Linked DNA regions of Homo sapiens: region 1 is linked to region 2. A link is a loop called in an ENCODE intact Hi-C map of the cell type or tissue named here. Cell type or tissue: adrenal gland. All regions are shown on one strand. Links, peaks and the distances in the headings refer to the core of each region. The heading gives the core; the rest is flanking DNA. Region 1 overlaps CRLS1 (cardiolipin synthase 1). Region 2 overlaps FERMT1 (FERM domain containing kindlin 1).

Region 1 (4,398 bases), core at 325-4,324, 62 kb after region 2:
AATGGAGTAGATACTGGACTGGAAGACTTAACATTGTAAAGATGCAAATTCCTCCAAACAGATCATAAGTTCATTGCAATCCCAATCAAAATCCAAACAGATTTTTCTCTGGAAAATTGCTGATTCTTAGAAAAGCTGATTCTAAAATTTGTAACAAATGGAAACAAATGGAAAGGGCTAAGAATGTCCAAGGTGGAAGGACTCACTCTACTGGATATCAAGACTTTTAGCAAAGCAATAAGAAGAATGCCACTGATGCAAAGACAGACAAACAATGGGGAAGAAAACAACTTAGAAATTACCTTGCACTGAGTCTGAAAAATACAAATTTTTCTATAAAAAGTGCTAGGATAACTGGGTAGCCATATAAGCATTAGAAAATGAATTAAGAGAGATAACTTTTTAAAGAAAACATCAATTAGGAATCACATTTTCTTAAAATCCTAAAAGCTTTCCAATACTAAACACAATCCCATGTAAAGGAAAAGGTATCCAAATGATAAGAGACTGTTCCGTAGCAAGTTGGAATCTCCAAGTCTATGGAAGAGGGTCTTCACAATTCTGAATTAAAATCATCTGCAGTTTAAAAATTATGCCTCCAGCCTGGGCAACGTGGTAAAACCCTATATCTACAAAAAGTACAAATATTAGCCAGGCGTGGTGATGCACATGGTGGTAGGTTCTTGGGAGGCTGAGGTCAGAGGACTGCTTGAGCTGGGAGGTTAAGGCTGCAATGAGCTGAGATTGCACCACTGCACTCCAGCCTGGGTCACAGAGTGAGACCCTGTCTCAAAAAGAAAAAGAAAAGAAAAAAAGATAAAAGATAAAAAAAAGTGATGCCTACTTCAACTGTCAATCATGTATGGAAGACAAAATAGAGACACTGAGATGTCTAAGACCTCTAAAAATCTGGCTGCCACACTCCATCCTTCTACAGAAAACAACTGGAGAAAAGGAGTAACTTAAAGCAAAGGAAGACATGGGAGCCTGGAAAAACAGACTCAACACAGAAGAAAGAAAATGGAAACTCTAAGATTGCCAGTGAAGGGAAGTCTCAGCTTGGAAAGCAACCTACACCAATCATATAAGTAAAACTCACAGCAACATTACCCATAATTCCAAAAAACCTGGAAACAATTTCTATGTTCAATAGCAAAATGACTGGCCAACCTTTGTAAAATACTACATCAAAATACAATGTAACTTTGAAAAAATGGCAGGGGCCAAGCAAGGTGATTCAAGCCAATAGTCCCATCACTTTGGGAGGCCGAGGTGGGAGGATCACTTGATCCCAGAAGTTCGAGACCAGCCTAGGCAAGAAAACTCACACACACACACACACACACCCCCATTCCCCAATCACATACACACCTCAATTCTAACTTTCAAAGAAGCACATAAAAGTAAACATTAGTCCAATTTATTTTTTATTTTGGTACGAGAACTTAAAAGACTAAAAATCAGAAAGAAAAATAATTTCCAGTTGGGGGAGACTAGACTGAAATGCCACTATACTTCTTTCTACCAAGTGTCAATAATAACATGATACCGAGGGACCATGTGGCAGCTTCTTTGTTCTCAGATACAATTTCTTTCTTTCTTCCTTTTTTTTCCCTTTTCCTAAACCTCAAAAATGCAAACTCTTAGACTGACAGTGAAGGGAAGTCCCAGTGTGATCAGATATGATTCCTAGCTCTTGGGAAAAAAACAGTTTAACTTGGTCTGAGGGAGAAAAACTGAGAAATACGACTGAAGAAGAAAATGAACAATCAGAAAAGCACATGCAAAATACAAAGCAAAAAAATCATGAAATCTTATCAGAAAAAGTATTCATATAATGTACAAACTATATATATGATTTAAAAATTGCATAATAGGGTCTACATAATGTGAAATTTTATAGACATCTTCAGAATTTCAGAGTTCTCACTTATGATTAAACGATATTAATAAAGATAATAAACGTAGGAAAACTAAATTGCTTTTGAAAAGCTAGGCACTAAAAATACATAATGTATCACCAAAAAATTTCAGAGTAATATGAATTGGCACTGTGAAATATTTATTCAATTTTAATTTTAAACAATCTTACTAGGAAAGCAACTGATTTTACTAGTAAAACAAGGACATAAATTCTAAAATCCACAAGTAGTTTGACAAAACAGTTCAACAGTTTAAAATTAGGGAAACAGTTTAAAGTTGAAAACTATATTTTTGGAACAAAAATTATTTGTCTCTCAAGAGAAATCCTAAGCTGACTAATGTCATTCTTCCCTGTGCTATTCAAAAGTACGCATGACGCGTTCTTACCTGGAATAAGATCTGCATAGGTCAAGCTAACATATAAGATACTGATAAGTATTTTATCAGCAAGTGGATCAAGAGCACTTCCCAAAGCTGATCTTTGATTGGCCCAGTTTCGAGCAATAAATCCATCCAACTGAAAATAGAAGTTTTTTTTTATATATATAAATGTCATAACAGGAACAAAGCAGATATTCTGAAGCTTAAGATATACCAGAATAACAATTATACTCTCATAAAATGTTAACAAAATGTCTTCTGTTTCTTACCCCCAAACATTCTCATTCTTTTGCTGGTATACATTTCGCTTTTAAATTAGCAACTGGTCTTAAAATAAATGCACATTTATTTTCTTTCCCCCTCAAGTCCTTCTGGTTATTTCTCGGTATTTTCACAAGGCCCCTTTGTGGGATGAACCCAAATACACATTTAGAGATACGGTTAGTGATGTATTTACAGCTATAAAGAACCCAAAGAAAACTCAAAGAAAGCATGAACGGCAGAGCCTGGACTAGGATAATATAATCCAACTCTGTTAAAACTTACCATTTTTCTGTTTTTCAACTCATTTTGCTCAATACCACTGTTTATTCCATACTCTGACTGTATCTGCATTACCTACATTTGAATAGAAAACTCAATCCTCTCTACCTGGCCTAGTTAAAATTCTGATACTTAAATTATTTATTTTTATATTATTGTGATTAAAAATAAACCATTTAAAGCATAAGTCACATCTAGTTGCTAGTGGGCCAAATGGAGCCTGTAAGCTGGTTCTGTTTGACCTATCAGAGCTTTTAAAAACTGTAATTAGTTATCAACATGTAAGTATTCAATTCTTCCCATAAAAACCCAGGTCTCCATCCTAACTTGAGAAGGGAGCGGTCTGGCCACTCTGGGGCCACAAAATGGACTGAAATCAAGTACTGTCTATTCACATTAAACAAGGCAGATATTTTCTGGTTTATCCAAGTCCCTTCCTGGCTTTTACTCATTTAACTTCAAGTTTCAACAAATGTTTGAGTTCTCTAATACTATTTCTAAGGGGAAAAAAGATTAATTTAGACGCAATTAATCATGGTTCATTTTAAAGAACAAGTAAGTTGTCCATATCTCAAGTATTCCAATGAGTTAGAGGAGACAGCGGTAGTCCAGGACCGTGGTAAAAAAAAATGTGGTCTTTGTAGCAGAACAGAAGCTGTTCAAGTCCTGGCTCTGCCACTTAGTAGCTGTGTGATCTTGGATAAGTTATTTGGCCTGACTAAGCCTTAGTTTCCTCATCTGTAAAACAGAGATAAATTACCTACCTCAAAGGGGTGGTTGTCTTCAGCACACAATGTGATTAATACTTGTTCAGCACTCAGCACTTAGTAAATCCTCAAAAAAAGCAGTTACTAGCTATTGCTATTGCAACTGAAAAAATCTATTTCCTTCTTAAGCATACGAACAGAAAAGTACCTAGCCTGGGGAGCTGGGACCTTGGAAGATCAGGTTTAGTTCAGTTTCTGACCTCAGGGAACTTAACCTTTCACTTTTTCGCCATCATCACCCTCTCATCTTCACTATTCCTCTAATCCACACTAGATTCCAAGGTCATCAACATCATTCCTTTATAAACATCTGTAACTCCCCTTCACTCCACTCTCCTTCAACACTGCTTAAAAGCAACTCTCCATGTACTCTGGGCCTGCACCTAAGAGCTGAATAGTGCTTAAGGAAAACACACAAATGGGAAGACTGGTCTCACTTCAAACTGATGACCACAAATCTCCCATGGGCACCCAATACTGCCTAGCAATCCCACACTTGTTTACCATATTTACCCTCTCTTTTCACACTGTCTCTTCCACACTGTCTCTGCTCTCACCTCAGACCTAACTCCATCCCTCTCGCTCATGGTCATGTCTGTATTTTCCTTAAGGAAAAAGAAAACCGTAGTCAGCCCATCCTCATATTCCCATCATCAAATCCCCCACCTACCTGCATCCATTCATTCTCTCTGCCTTCCTTCATCCGTTCCCATGCCCTCTCACCTTCTGTGACCTGCCTCCCTTCTTCCCCATCTCCCCTTGCATCATCCATCTCTCCCTTTCA
Region 2 (4,398 bases), core at 142-4,141:
TGACCTCCCTGTTTCAAACTGTAACCACCTTATTACCAGTATTCCCTGTAGCCCTTCCAACTTTATTTTCCTTCATCTTATCTGGCATATGTACCTCATACTTATGATCTTCTCCCTCCCACAGTCAGAAATTTTCCATCCGTTTAGTTTACTACTATATCTCCCATGCCTAGAAGGGTGCCCAACACAGAGTCAGTAATCATTTTGAATGAATTTATTTGATTCCATCTTATTTTTCTTCTCTCTGATGTCAGTTTTACTTAAAGACCATCTGCAGGATAGCCTTCATTCTTTTTTCACGCTGTCTATATCCCAATAAAAATGCCCCCCTGCAGAAAGTTAATTCTTCATTGTCCATTCCTCTGAAATGATTCAGAAATACTGGTAGTATTTTTAAGAAGTTATATGTGAGTGAACATTGTATTATAGGAAGCAGTTGCTTCTCTTAACTAATATTATGATTCTTTTCAGATTTAAAGGAAGCAAAAAAGATGACATTCTGGGAGTTTCATATAACAGGTTGATTAAAATTGATGCAGCCACCGGGATTCCAGTGACAACATGGAGATTCACAAATATCAAACAGTGGAATGTAAACTGGGAAACCCGGCAGGTAAAGTGAAAGTTTTTGCTCTTCAGTGTTGAGCCTATAAATGTGTGTCCCTCAGAATTGCAGATTATTCTGAGTTTTAAAAGGTGTTCTTCTATTTAGACCTAAGAAACCACAAGCATATGGTAACTGTCTGTCTGCTAAAATCATCATATGCAATTCTGGGCAGCTTCCTAACAGGCACAGGCCAAATGCTCTTGCATTAGCACTGCAAGTTGGCTTAGTCTCCATGCAGACTTTCAATACAGACAGGTTCTGAAATCGCTGAGCAGTTTCATTAATTTTCATTGACTCAGCATAGGATTATACAGGATTTAGCTTGATACTTACTTATGAGAAACTACTGGAGATGTAACTGCTATGCAAAATAAATCCAAAAAAAGCCTCATCTGACTGGCTGCCAAGAAACCCGATGGAGGACTGGAAGATTCAGTTGCTCACCTGGAGAGCATTCCAGGCCCAAAAGGGAAAAACTGCTGAAGAAGAAAGTGAGGTCCATAGTGATGACTGAGAAAAGCTTCACCTCTTAAAACCAGGAGCCCTCAAACCCCTAGCCTATGTTACAGCCTCCCATCATCTCCCATCCTAGGAGCTAAGTTCAGGCCAAGCCTGTATCATGGAAAATTCCAGATGAAGTTAGAGGCAGCTTAGCATCCTGCCGCTAATTTAAAACATTCTGCCCAGTGCTTTGGGAGGCCGAGGTGGGAAGGATCACTTGAGGCTGGGAGTTCGAGACCAGCCTGGGCAACATAATGAGACCCTGTCTCCACAGAAAATTAAAAAAAAAAAAAACAAAAAAAAAAAACGCTGAACTAGCCAGGTGTGATGGTGTGCACCTGTAGTTTCAGCTACTCAGCCAGGGATGATCAGTTGAGGTTCGAGGTTACAGTGAGCAGTGACTGTGCCACTGCACTCCAGCCTGGGTAACAAAGCAAGACCCTGTTTCATTCATTCTTGAATTAATTAAAACATTCAGATGTTGCTGATACAGACTCAATCTTCCCTCATTCCTTTGGCATTCTCATTTTCCAATAGAAAGTCACTGACGTAGAGGGATGGTAAGAGACCCACACATTTGTTAAGAACCCTGACTTCCTCTCAGCAGTGTTGATAATCATCTGGGTGCTTATTTGTAAAATCAAGTTCAGAGATTAGATGACCTCTAAGGCGGTAGCTCTAAAGCCTTGATGCGTATTAGGATCACCTGGGGAGCTTTAAAACACCACTGCCTAGACCACACCCAAGGCCAGTTAAATCTGAATCTCTGGGAGGAGGAACGAACCATTAGTAATTTTTAAAGGTCCACAAGTGATTTCAATGGGCAGCCAAGGTTGTGAACCAGCAAAGTCTCTAAGTCTTTCTTCTAGTGCTTAGAGTTTATGACTTGCAGCTAGGAAAGGGTTCCGGGCAGTGGCTGTAGGAAAATTCAGGCAGACTTTTATTCATTAAAGAGCCTGCAGGCCGGGTGCAGTGGCTCACGCCTATAATCCCAACACTTTGGGGGTCCGAGGCATGGATCACTTGAGGTCAGGCGTTCAAGACCAGCCTGGCCAACATGGTGAAACCCCCGTCTCTACTGAAAATACAAAAATTAGCCAGGTGTGGTGGCACACACCTGTAATCCCAACTACTTGGGAGGCTGAGGCATGAGAATCGCTTGAACCTGGGAGGCAGAGGTTGCAGTGGCCCGAGATCGTGCCACTGTACCCCAGCCTGGGTGACAGAGAGAGACTCCATCTCAAAAAAAAAATAAAAATAAAAATAAAGTGCCTGCGAAGCACCCTGCCCCTCAACACAGGGAGACAGAGAGTGCTTGGGCAAAATCCTTGTATCTAAACTGTAGACAGAAAATGTGTTGGGAGTTTTTTTAACCAGACGTGCAGCAAAGTCGACACCACCAGAGGGCGCAAAGAGAGCAAAGATGTTTTCTGGAAGCGTTTAATGGAAGTGATGGTTTTCTGTGTGTTTTAGAGGGATATCCATCTGTTATCCACCTCAGCAGCCCTCAGCTCCAGGGGCCAGTCCAGCAAAGCACTTTTTTTTTCATCATTCCTTGTCAGAGTTTAAGCTTCTCTGTGCCTTCCTCTTCCAGGTGGTCATCGAGTTTGACCAAAACGTCTTTACTGCTTTCACCTGCCTGAGTGCAGATTGCAAGATTGTGCACGAGTACATTGGCGGCTACATTTTCTTGTCCACCCGCTCCAAGGACCAGAATGAAACACTCGATGAGGACTTGTTCCACAAATTGACCGGCGGTCAGGATTGAAACAAGCACGCGTGCTCGGCTCACACCAACAAGGCAAGCCAAAGGCGCCCCTCCCCAGAGGGATCCCTAACGTGCCCAGCATGTAGATTCTGGACTAACAGACAACATACATTCACCGCTGGTCACCCAGATCCTCATTCAAACCCACTGCTGGCACATCCCTTTCCTTACTTTGCCCTGTGCTACCAGCCACGGAAGGAGCCTCTCTTGTTTTTTCTATAAAATGGGTAGGCAGGAGAAAAGCAGGTGCCCTAAGATTGCTCTAAGGCCCAGCATGTGGTTACAGTTCTCTGACTTGCAGAACCTGCCAGGTGTATGGCTACAAGTTATCCTCGTGCTGATCTGTCTCATTACTAAGTCAATGGAGAAGACAGAAAGGTAAAAATCACGTGTAGCAAGAACAACTCTTATTTCACAAACTCAGGTATGAAACGAAACGCCTGTCCTTCATGGAACTGCTTTTAGCTCCTGTCTTTTCAAAATGGCAGAGGGAGTTCCTACACACACTTTTTCCCTGGAGGCCAAGGTCTAGGGGTAGAAAGGGGAGGGGTGGGGCTACCAGGTAGCAGTTGACAACCCAAGGTCAGAGGAGTGGCCCTCAGTGTCATCTGTCCACAGTGATACCTGCCAAGATGACCACTGACCCACATCTGGTCTTAGTCATTGGTCTCCTCAGATTTCTGGGGCCACCTGCAAGCCCCATTCCATTCCTACAGATCTCTCAGCCACCTGTAAGTCCTTTGTGAAGATGTGGGTGACACAGGGGGACAGGAAAACCCATTTCTCAACCCAGATCCATGTCTCCACTGCTTCTACTCTGGGTTGGGATTCAGGAAGACAGGCACAGTCCTCTCTGTTCATAGAAACACCTGCCAGTGTCAAGGATTCCAGTCAGGTGTCTATCCCAACTGGTCAGGGAGAGAAGGGCAGACCCATTCTCAAAGACCACCATGTCCAAGGTCTGACAGCTCCCCACTGGCTGCCCCCACAGGGGCTTTAGGCTGGTCTGGGTCATGGGGAAGCGTCCCTCTTATCGCTGGTCTGTGTTCTCCTGGATTTGGTATCTATGTTGGTACGACTCCTGGCCTTTTATCTAAAGGACTTTGGCTTTTGTAAATCACAAGCCAATAATAGACTTTTTTCTCCCCCTCTGTTTTTTGCTGTGTCATCTCTGCCTTGAGACTGCCTTGAGACAGTGCTTGCCTTGAGAGAGTGAGCCAATTAACAGCTGCCTGAATTGTCATTTTCCATTTTGGTTTGTTAGAGGTGGGAGGGGTGGGTTTTGAGAAGGTCAAAAGCAATACCAGAAGTAAAGGGAAATATCAGACAATATTTTATTATTTTTTCATAGATGTTCTGCCACACAAAGAACTTGGGGTGTAAGGATAAGGCAAAAGCTCCAATCCCATTTTTCAGTTCTCCTAGGATGCACCCCTCAGGGAGCCTGGCCAGAGTTCCGAGGCCCGTGAGCGTCAGCTGTTGCTTTATTTTCCATCAAAGCCCTCTGAGAAGTGAGACCTCA

The links. A loop is a pair of places that touch in the nucleus more often than their neighbours do. Peaks named below come from ENCODE experiments on the same cell type or tissue, not always from the same donor. Only the 100,000 strongest peaks of a DNase experiment are listed, where the experiment ranks them.
Region 1: it touches region 2 in a loop (2.1-fold over the local background); 56 of 110 quality-filtered maps call a loop at or near these places.

What each region holds. Positions count from the first base shown.
Region 1 is chr20:6,013,403-6,017,800 of GRCh38, reverse strand. CRLS1 (cardiolipin synthase 1) reads right to left here. Exons shown (of 7, transcript NM_019095.6): 3 at 2,311-2,440. Among named protein-coding and RNA genes, the nearest start is that of CRLS1, 9.5 kb to the right of the region's middle. In adrenal gland, for the core only: no CTCF peak of the experiment used is centred there; no DNase peak of the experiment used is centred there.
Region 2 is chr20:6,075,651-6,080,048 of GRCh38, reverse strand. FERMT1 (FERM domain containing kindlin 1) reads left to right here. Exons shown (of 15, transcript NM_017671.5): 14 at 472-613; 15 at 2,703-4,398. The coding sequence ends at 2,876. Among named protein-coding and RNA genes, the nearest start is that of LRRN4, 24 kb to the right of the region's middle. In adrenal gland, for the core only: a CTCF peak has its summit at 2,517 (motif pointing right); DNase peaks (open chromatin) are centred at 2,538 and 3,833; H3K27ac peaks cover 956 bases.